Linked DNA regions of Homo sapiens: region 2 is linked to region 1. The links are chromatin loops, found by intact Hi-C in ENCODE. Cell type or tissue: B cell. All regions are shown on one strand. Each heading gives the region's core, and the rest is flanking DNA. Links, peaks and the distances in the headings are about the cores only.

What was found. Peaks named below come from ENCODE experiments on the same cell type or tissue, not always from the same donor. Only the 100,000 strongest peaks of a DNase experiment are listed, where the experiment ranks them.
Region 2: it touches region 1 in a loop (13-fold over the local background); 8 of 110 quality-filtered maps call a loop at or near these places.

The regions. Positions count from the first base shown.
Region 1 is chr19:42,106,549-42,111,913 of GRCh38, reverse strand. All of the region lies in intron 5 of POU2F2 (POU class 2 homeobox 2), which reads left to right. Among named protein-coding and RNA genes, the nearest start is that of POU2F2, 23 kb to the left of the region's middle. In B cell, for the core only: CTCF peaks have their summits at 3,014 and 3,228 (motif pointing left); a DNase peak (open chromatin) is centred at 3,213; H3K27ac peaks cover 2,999 bases.
Region 2 is chr19:42,277,401-42,282,765 of GRCh38, reverse strand. The region is part of intron 2 of CIC (capicua transcriptional repressor); the gene reads right to left. Among named protein-coding and RNA genes, the nearest start is that of CIC, 11 kb to the right of the region's middle. RefSeq lists enhancers at 557-1,061, 2,074-2,579, 2,719-2,863, silencers at 1,445-1,644, 1,905-2,224, 2,505-2,624, 2,705-3,044 and a cis regulatory region at 2,783-2,798. In B cell, for the core only: CTCF peaks have their summits at 2,617 and 2,821 (motif pointing right); DNase peaks (open chromatin) are centred at 595, 1,325, 2,255, 2,785 and 4 weaker places; H3K4me3 peaks cover 1,660 bases; H3K27ac peaks cover 3,536 bases.

The sequences.
Region 1 (5,365 bases), core at 262-5,261:
CCACACTGGAGAACGGCCACTCCTCTGCCCCTACTCCCATCTTTAGAGCTTGCCCTAGTGGAGTGACTGTACTAATCGACTGCAGGGGATAGGAGAATGGACTGCAGGGGATAAGAGTAGAAAAGAGAGCCCAGTAGGAAGTCCTTGAAGGCATACAGATGGGACATGAGGGTGGCTTGAGCCAGGAGGGTGAGGATGGGGATCCTGGTTGCTATTTTGTATTGATTGGATAGGTCAAGGATGACTCCTAGGATTTTGGCTTCAGCAGCTGGGTGGTAATGACGTGGTTTCCTGAGTTGGGGAAGATGGGAGGAATGGGATGTTTTGGAAGGCTGGGGTAGAGAGCCAGCAGTTTCATTTTGGACATGTTAGGGTTTGATGAGTCTATTAATCATCCACATGGGAACATCAACTAAGCAGATGCATATTTGAGGCTGAAGCTCAGCAGAGTATCTGGGCAGGAGCTGGAAGTTGTTAGTTGTCAGGAAGAGAATGAATTTGGCCAGGCACAGTGGCTTATGCCTATAATCCCAACACTTTAGGAGGCCAAAGCAGGAGGACGGCTTGAGGCGAGTTCGAGACTAGCCTGGGCAACATAGAGAGACCCTGTATCTTAAAAAAAAAAAATTAACCAGGTGTGGTGATGCATGCCCATAGCCCCCAAGCTACTTGAGAGGCTGAGGCAGGAGGATCGCTTGAGCATGGGAGGTCAAGATGGCAGTGAGCTATGATTGCACCATGACACTCCAGCCCAGAAGATAGAGTAAGACCCTGTCTCCAAAGAAAGAGAGAAAGAAAGAAAAGGAAAGAAGGATAGATGGACAGATGGAAGGAAGGAAGGACTCAGCCAGATTGGGTTCCCACCCTCAAGAGCTCACATTCAAGTGTGGTGACATGAGGTGGGCAATGGTAGCAAATGCTCATTTTGAGGGATATGTTGTAATTTCCAAAATGCTTTCTAGATAATATTACTCAGGCCTCAGAACAACCCAGTGAAAAAGTAGACATTATTATCCCCATTTTACAGATAAGAAAACTGAGGCCCTGGGAGAGAAATGACTCAGTCATAATGACTGCCATTTATGAAGGACCAATTAAGTGAAGAGGAATCAGGCTAAACATTCTACACATATTGTCTCATTTAATTCCTTTAACAGCTCCATGAAGTAAGACTTATTGTGGTGTCACCTGAGGAAACTGAGGCTTAAAGAGGGTAAGGAACGGCCTGAGGTGTGTGAGGGGCAGTCAGGATTCTGGGCTCCAAGGCCCAGGTCTCTCCATAACAACTTGCATCGTGATCCTGTACAGTTAAGGAGGCTGGGGCCCAGAGGGAAAGTGGCTTCCCCCAGGCACACAGCAAGAAGCAGGTGAGAGGGCTAAGGCTCAAACCCCCGAGTTTCCAAGCTGGAAGGGACCCTTGCACCCCACTAGTCTAACCTTCCCCTAGGTTAGGCGTTTCCTTGTTGGTGTTGTTGCCAGGTGGGGATTTTCACCCAGGTGGCTTCCATGGCAGGCACCCACTCCCTTCCCAGGCAGTGCGTCCCACCACCAGACAGACTGAGATTACTCAGAGTGTCAGAAAGCCTGACCTCATTTTAATTTTAAGTTTTATTTTATTTATGTAGTTATTCATTTTTTTAGAGACGAGGTCTTGCTCTATCACCATCATAACTCACTGCAGTGAGGTGCAGTGGCGCCATCATAACTCACTGCAACCTCAACCTCCTGGCTGAAGCAATCCTCCCACCTCAGCCTCCCAAGTAGCTGAGACTACAGGCATGTACCATCATATCTGGATAAGTAAAAAAAAAAAAAAAAATTGTGGAGATGGGGTTTCACTATGTTGCCCAACTGGTCTTGAACTTCTGGCCTCAAGTGATCCTCCCACCTCAGCCTCCCAAAGTGCAGGGATTATAAGCGTGAGTCACTGCATCCAGCTGAGTTTTATTTTATTTTTAAGTAGCAAATAATCATTGTATATATTTATGGAGTAAAATATGATGTTTTGATACAGGTATACATTGTGGAATGATCAAATCAGGCTAATTAGCATACTTATCACCTCAAATATTTATCATTTCTTCGTGGTGAAAACATTTAAAGTACTCTTCTTGCCAGACACAGTGGCGCAGTGTAATCCCAGCTACTTGGGAGTCTGAAGCGGGAGGATGGCCTGAGCCCAGGAGTTCAAGGCTGCAGTGAGCTATAATCACGCACTGCACTCCAGCTTGGGTAACAGAGCAAGACCCTGTCTCTTAAAAAACAAAAACTAAAACTAAAACTCTGTCTTTGATATTTTGAAATATGCAGTACATTATTAGCAGTAGTCACCGTGCAATAGAACACCAGAATGTATTCCTGTTATCTCACTGAAACTGTGTCCGTTGTCCGCCTTCCCTTTCCCCATCCATCCTCCCTTCCTCATTTTGAACACAATCTATCACGATATAGTTTACATAGTTCCCAGACCCCACTCCTTCCTGTTCTCCCCTACTCTGGACTTAACTTGTCTTAGAGAGGGAAGATCCAGAGCTGGTCACAATTTGCCATATCAGGGATGGCAAAGGAATGTCAACTCATGCGCCAACACCATTCCAGTCATGGTGGCTGCCAGAGATTGTGTGGAGGCCTCTAATGGGGGCGCGAGAGGCCATGGGGGATGGGCCGTCTGGCCTGTGCACTGGAGTGAGGTGCAGCACCTGGGCCGTTGCAGCCGGCCGGCTCTGGGGCTCCTCCTCAGTGAACTCCTCAAGTTCACTGTCATGGCTTTCTCTTCTCCCCCAGGTGGAACTGAGCCCTGGTAGGAAAGTGGGCAATTCACCCATGTATCCTGCAATCCACATATCAACCTTTCTGCCCCCAGTCATAGCCAAAGTCCCAGCTATGGCAAAGTACTGCCAGTCTGTCCTGAGGTTTCACCTCATTCATTCATTGAAAATGTATTGATCACCTATGAGGCTCCTGCACTGGGAGGGTGATCAAAATACAGCAATGAGCAAGAATCGGTACCGTCCCTTCTCAGCTTTCACAGGCATGCTAGCTCTTGTGCTAGGTTTCCTTAAAGCTTAGGGACAGAGCAGCTGATCTACAAAATATGCCAGCCAGGGTCTTTTCTCTGGCCTGTCTCCACTTACTATACCTTCTCCACCCTCTGACTGGTGTGCTCTGACTCGGACGTAACACGCCCTCAAGTGGCTTCAGAGGGCCATGCTGCCGCTGGATTGTGGAGAAATGGCGCCTCCTACCGGCTTACCCTAGTCCTGAGCCAACTTACTGTTCCTGTTCACCCAGAATCTTGTCTTCTCTCCTTTCTTTCTTTTTTTTTCTTTGTTTTATTTTGAGACAGGGTCTCTCTGTGTCACCCAAGCTGGAGTGCAGTGGCGTGACCATGGCTCACTGCAGCCTTGACCTCCCAGGGTCAGGCCATCCTCCCACCTCAGTCTCCCGAGTAGCTGGGACTACAGGCACGTGCCACCATGCCTGGATTTTTTGTAGAGACCCCGTCATGTTGCCCAGGCTGGTCTGGAACTCCTGGGCTCAAGCAATCCACCTGTCTCAGCCTCCCAAAGTGCTGGAACTATAGGTGCGAGCCACCATGCCCCATCATCTTTCTCCCCTTCTTTCATTCCTTTAGTTGGCAAATATTTAGTGAATATCACCATGCCCAAGTGCCTTTCTGGGTGAGGATATAGCGGGGAATGAGGTAGATAAGTCTGTGCCCTCTTGGAGCTGACACCCGCTGTAGTTGGGGAGATAGGCAGGAAGCAGATAATTGCTATGAAGGAAAGAAAAGAGTGTAATAGAGAGTGTTGGAGGAAAAAGAAGACTTCATAAGAGTGTGTGGCCAGAGAAGGCCTCTCTAGGGAGGGGGCGTTTGATGGAGACTTAAATGATGAGGAGGGACCACCTCTGTGTAGATCTAGAAAGGGTATAGCAAAGGTATGAGGTGGGGACTTCTTTGTGGTTCAGTAACAGGAAGGAGATCAGTGGGGCTGGATCAGAGTTAGGGAGTTAGAGTTGTGTGAGGCAAGGAAGGAGAGGTAAGCGGGGGTGGTGGGCAGGCCATGCAGGACCATAGCCTGGATCTGGATTATACCACAAATGTGATGAAAATCAGTAGAGGCCTTATGGCTTAATTTATATTTTAAAACAGGGACTTGGACTCCATAGACCACCCCTAGAAGAGTCTGTGCATAGAATTCAGAGTCCATGAACTTGGATGGGAAAAAAATTACATCTCAATTTTTACTATCTTCTGACCAAACCATAGCATGTCCCTCTATCATGAATATAGACAACAGACAACAGTAGTATTAGCGGTACTGAGACTTTGTCACCAAGAGAATGTACGCAGATTTTCAAATTCTCTTATAGTTGTTGCAGATCTCTCAAAACACTGTTTTCACTCATGATTGCTTTGAAATTACAGTAGTCATCAGATCTATTGCTGGATCTTGTTACTTAGTGTGCTAATAAAGAAACCCATAAATGATTTTATGACCACTCAAAATATGTTTGATGCCTATATTTTTTTAAATTTTAATTAATTAATTTTTTTTGAGACGGAGTCTCACTCTGTTGCTCGAGCTGGAGTGCAGTGGTGTGATCTCAGCTCACTGCAACCTCTGCCTCCTGGGTTCAAGTGATTCTCCTTCCTCAGCCTCCCATGTAGCTGCAACTACAGGCGCCCGCCACCACACCTGGCTAATTTTTTTTCTGTATTTTTTTGGTAGAGATGGGGTTCCACCATGTTGGCCAGGCTGGTCTCAAACTCCTGAACTCAAGTGATTCGCCCGCCTTGGCCTTCCAAAATGCTGGGATTACAGGCATGAGCCACCGCACCCAGCCAAATTTTAATTAATTTATTTTATTTTATTTTGTTTTTTGGAGACGGGTGTCTCCCTTTGTTGCCTAGGCTGCAGTGCCATGGTGTGATCATAGCTTACTGCCACCTCAAACTCCTGGGTTCAAGGGATCCTCCCACCTCAGCATCCTGAGTAGCTGGGACCACAGGCATGCACCACCATGCCTGGCTAATTTTCCTTCTCCTCCTTCTCCTTCTCCTTCTCCTCCTGCTCCTCCTCCTCCTCCTTCTCCTCCTCCTCCTCTTCCTCCTCCTCCTCCTCTTCCTCCTTCTCCTCTTCCTCCTTCTTGTTTTTTTCTTTTTGTAGAGACAGGGTCTTGCCATCTTGCCCAGGCTGGTCTCAAACTCCTGGGCTCAAAAGATTCTCACATCTAGCCTCCCAAAGTGCTGGGATTATAGGCATGAGCCACTGTGCCCAGCCAGTTTTTATTTTAGATTCAGGGATACATGTGTAGGTATGTTACAAGGGTTATATTGCATGGATGCTGAGGTTTGGGGTAT
Region 2 (5,365 bases), core at 123-5,122, 170 kb before region 1:
TGCTTTATTACACCCATTGTTCAGGTGAAAAAATGAGCCTCAGAGATTGAATAAACTGTGGCAAGATCATGCAGTCAAGATGTACCAGCCCAGAGCTCTAACTCAAGTGCTGTTTCCATTACTCAAGGCTTAACCTCAGGGTGGACCCAGGGAGGGAACTCCAAACAGAGGCTGGGGAATATAGTTAGACAATGATACAGAGCCACGTGGACCACAGAAAGGCGAGGGGGGCTCACACAAAGACACAGGCAAGGATGTGGAGCCCATCTGGCAGAGACCCAGAGGCCCTGGATCACCCAAGAGGGGCCCTGGAGCCATACCCAGTAAAGGCACAGGACTGGGGTCACACACTTGGGCACGTAAAGGTTGCACAGGCTCAGATGGACCAAGACTGGGCTCTTACACAGGTTGGATGGTCAACAGGAGCAGACGAGCCCTTTCCCCAACCTGCCTCATCCACTGACAGAGCTGAAGGAATGGAGAGGGGGCAAAAACTGGGTAACCTGAGCCCAAAAGGGAAGGGAAGGTCTGTAGCCCTCTGACCTCCAGAGACTGCAGGGCCAGACACTTGGCTGTGAGCCTGGAGGGGCAACCAGAGGGACTATTAGGTGACTGCCCCCTCCTTCCTATGCAGCCCCAGACTCAGACCCTCCATTACTTCACTGCCCCAGGGACTGCAATGTGAGGCACGAATTGAGGCTGAAATCAATGTGGCCTGCTATCTCCCCACCACTGCCCCTACCACTGCCCCCTCCTCTCCCCACCGGTGAGTGAGTCACCTACTGGCAAGTTAACCCCTTCTCTACTGCAATGCAGTCCAAGGACAGAGCTCAGAGGAGCTCTGCCCCCCAGATCCCCGACTTCTGTTGGTTGAGAAAAAGAGCCAGGCATGGCACAGGAGGGAAAGAGGGCCCCACACATCTGGGAGGGGTGCACATCTGGTAGAATACACAGTGCCCACGGAGGAGAGATGGGAAGAGGCCCCGTCCGGGGCAGGGTACAACCAAGTGGGGGCCTAGCCTGGCAGGGAGGGGCGGGAATCCGGGCGGGAAGGGCCCCCCTGCCCTGGGCGCTGGGCCAGCCCTATACTTAGCTTCTATTGTTCAGGGTGGAGGAACCCTGGGTGGGGGTGGATTAGGAGCAGAGGGGAGGGAGCAGGTCCTATCCCTAGACAGCTCCCACTCTCTTGCCATCCCCAACCCTAATTGGGGCCTCCCTAGTTGGAAAAAGGTACTGAGCAGGACTGTGATGGCAGCCACCCCCTGCACCAACCCCTAACCAACTCCACAGAAGGACTGCCCCTAAACAGCCCCCACTGTGCCACCACACCCAGGCCTGGGGACAGGGAACCCAGACGAAGACATCAACAGCCACCCGGGCGGGCGGTACAGGCTGAGGCCTGCCCAGAGGCCTGGGGCGAGCAGCCAGGGATGCTGACAGACCGAGGGACAGGCAGACGCGCACTCTAAACTCATGGGGCCCATTTATTGAGCCCGCGAGGCACCGCACCCCTGCCGGCCGCCTGCGGCTCCCCACCCTGCTCTCCAGGCCCGGGTCCCCGCCTCAGCTCACCACCCCGGTGTCCCCAGCTCCCCTCACCCGCTTTCCACATACACACCCACCCACCCACCCCGGGCGGCGTCGGCGACGGCCAGGGTTGCCTGGGGAACGAGCCCAGGATTGGGCTGGCGCGGCTCGGCAAGGATGGGGGGCTAAAAATAGCGCCGGGGTGAGTCAGTGTGAGTGGGGCTGGGGTAGGCAGGGGGACCAGGAGGAAAAGAGAGACTGGGGAGAGTGTGTGGGGGATGGTCCCCAGGGATTGGGAGATGGGTGGGATGCGGGGGTGGGGGGGTTGAGAGACGTGGGTTTGGGGAAGGGAAGGTGCGGGGGCGGGAAAGGGGTGTACAGGCGCTTGGGCTGGGAGGGTTGGTCGGCGCGGGCTGAGGGAGGCGCCAAGGCCCGAGCAGAGGAGGGGGCGCCGCCCTGCGTTCCCCTCCCCTCCCCGCGCTCACGAGATTTTCCACTCGCCGCCTGGCCCCCAGCCAACCCCCGGCAGGCTCCACAAAGCCGCTTTGTGCAGGGAGGGCGGACGGGTGCCCGGCCGGCCTGACACCCACGCGGGCCGCGGCGGGGCGCCGGCCAGCTGGCACCCGAGCTGTCTGCGGTGGGAGGGAGGGTACCCCACCCAGCCCGAGGACGCGGCAGCGCAGGGGTTAATCGCTCAGGGGCGGAGAAGCAGGTCTCGGCCAATCAGCGGTCAGCGGGCGAGACGGCAGCCAATGAGAAGGACGGAGGCCCGACACAGGAGGTCTGCACCCAGGGGCGCGCGGGAACCCACACCCCTAGGTGCCAGCGGGGGCTGGGCGCGGCCCTCGCTGGGTGCCAGTCCGCTTCTACACAGCCCCCGGAGCACCCGGTTTCCCCGACTACTTCGCAAGAAACAGGCTCAGAGGGGGGATAGCATCTTGCAGCCGCGAGGTGGCACGGCCGGGATTTGAACCCAAATCTATCTGGCTTCACAATCAGCTTTTCCGCTGAAATAGGGGGACGGGAGTTCCCTGCCCGGGCCCTCGTGGGGAGCGGGAACAGGGGATAGGGTGGGGGTGGAGGAGGCGGCGCGGCGGGCTAGGGTCCAGCCGCCTGCGGTGCAGCCGCTGCCGCCGGTGGTAATGGGAGCCAGACGCCGTCGCCGCCGCTAATGCGCCTCCCTCCCGGCCACTAATGGAGCCATTAATACCCGGGCACCGGGGGCTCCGGGACGTACCCCCCAACCCCCTCTGCCGCGCATGCGCGCGCCTGCTGTCCCGCCGCCGCCTGCCGCCAGGAGGCAGCCTGACGCCTCGCAGCTCCTGGTGCTGGGGGCTGCTAAGCTGGGGGAGCTGGGGTCTCTTCTACAGTTACCAAGACTCACTCCTGCACCTTCACAAGCTCTTCCTCCTCTCCTCCTCTTCCCCAAGCCATCTTCTTCCCAACTCCTGCCTTTCCAGGGCGGTCTCCAGGGGTCTCTGACACCTAGATCCAACATTTTCCCTCCCCTGCTCTAAATGCCTTCTTGACTCTTTACTGGCCCGCGTAGAGCCCCAGCTTCTCAGCCTGGCATTCAAGCTGGGCCTGTCGTCCACGGCACCCTTCTGCTAAGCCTGGACTCTGGTGTCAGCTCCAGCCTCAACTAGCCACTCGGAGTTCATGCACTTTCACTCTTCCTGGTCTTTGCTCATGCAGCTGTTTCAGGTGGAATTGCCTTTTCCTTTCTTTGACTATTCTGAAATCTACTCATTCCTCATACTTCAGCTCAAATGTCACCTCCAGTGAGAAACCTACCTGATCCTCCCTTATCAGCCCCCATGAACCACTGAGTTGTCCCTGCCCCTTGGCTTCCCCAGACTCAGTACCTCCCTGGGCTCATCCTTGCCTGTGCCTGCATCCACATCTGCCTTCCTCACCCACCTGCCCCAGGACTGCTCAGCCCTGGGCCTGGCAGAGGGATGAGGAGGGAGCTGGCTTCTGCTGGTGGAGATAGGGTTCACTGTTTGAAACAAAATGGAAATTATGGTGGGCAGTATCTGGATCTGGGGAGTCAGGAGACCCAGGCTTAACCCCTTTGGCCCCTCTTTTTCCCCACCTGCCCAAGCATAGTTGGTGGGTACTGCCTCGTCTCTGAGGCCCTACCCATTGGGGTGCACTATATCTGGGACTCCTTTCAATGAAGCTGGCATCAAATGAAAGGCAAGGGGTAAAGGGGGAGGTAGGATGACCTGGGTCATGCCCTCTGGCAGGTGGGTGGGCACTGAAGCTTCTTTCCTGCCGCCCCCTACAGCCGGATCTCCTAGCTTGGTCCATACAGCCCCCGCTTTCCTGCCTGTCTTGGGAACAGGTGCTTGGATGGTGGATGGGTCTGCAGGATGGATCTCAGCACTTCTCAGCAGATTTCAGGGACAGTAGTAGGCAGTTAATTTGTCAAAGAGCATGAGGGGGCTCCCTGGCCTGGACAACCTCCCAACACTCCCCAAGAAGGAAGTAGGAGACCTGGTGCTTGGCAACTGCCCACTGTCTTAAAAGAACAGAACACCTGATATGCACAGGGTGGGGCTGGGAGGCTGGCATGGGGGCAGCAAGTCCATCTAAAGAGTGGGAGTAGGAGGGCCAAAGAGAGGCCAAGGCTGGCTCAGAGACACAGGATGCCAGCTGGCAGCCAAAACAGAAAGAGGGTGGGCTGAAAGCTCAGACGAGGACTGAAGTCCAGAGAGGGACAAACCCAGGAAGGCACAGGGAGCCCCCAGACTCAAAGAAGAGTCAGACAGACAGAGGTCCAAAGAGAGACACACGTATAGACCTAGAAATAGGAGACCAGAGAGATATAGGAAGCCAAGGATAAGACAGACAGAGCCAGACCGCCAGACAGAGGCCCAGGAGAAGGAGCAACGCCTGTCAACAAGGGGAAGCCAGGCAGGAAGCTGGGAGCTGGGAGGGAGGCCATACCAGGAATGGGGCTGAGACATCTGGCCTCCTGGACTGGGGCTGCAGGCCCTGGGGCGGGATCCTCTCCTGGGGAGCAGGCGGGAAGATTCAGAGGGAGGTGGCAACGGCAGCTGGCTGGCCATGCCATGCACAGAATGTGGAGAATGCCAGCCGCCTGCCCCAGCAAGTCCCCCAGCGGAAGCAAATGCCTGGCTGGGGGCAGGAGCAGGCAGGCTGCCCTGGGCCGCCCCCTCACACCTGCTGCCCTCTGATGGAGGGTCAGGCCCTGGCATGGGCCAGCAGAAGGGACCAGGCCTGCAACCTCACTATACCACTGAACACGGTCTGCCCTATCTGGGCCCCATGGGGAGAAGGCTCCAAGCTGCCTACCTCCCAAGGGCTTAGGGAGGCCTCTGGGAGAAGAATGAAAGGGCAGGCTGTTCAGGAACCTGAAGGCAGCCTGGATACCTCAGCATGGGTGTTGTTAGGGAGGCGCTCCTCAGAACTGCCAGGATAGGCACTGGACAAGTTATGACAACCAGGTGGCCCCCAGCAAGGGGCCTCCCTTCTCTGATCCTCAGTCTACCCCTGGACAACAGGCCTGGCAATCTACTTCACAGCATCAGGCGGAGCTGATGAAACGGCCCCAAGCCCGGGGTTAGGCACACAGTCTTCGCTCAGTAGAGTAGGTATTATTGTTATCATTGTTATTATTGAAAGTGCTTAAGGGCCTGGGATCTGGAGCCGCACAGTCTGAGTTCAAATCCTGGCTCTTGACAGCTCGGTGTGGTGACCCAAGCCTGTAATCCCAGCACTTTGGGAGGCCAAGGTAGGAGGACCACCTGAGGTCAGGAGTTGAAGACCAGCCTGGCCAACATGGTGAAACCTCGGCTCTACTAAAAATACA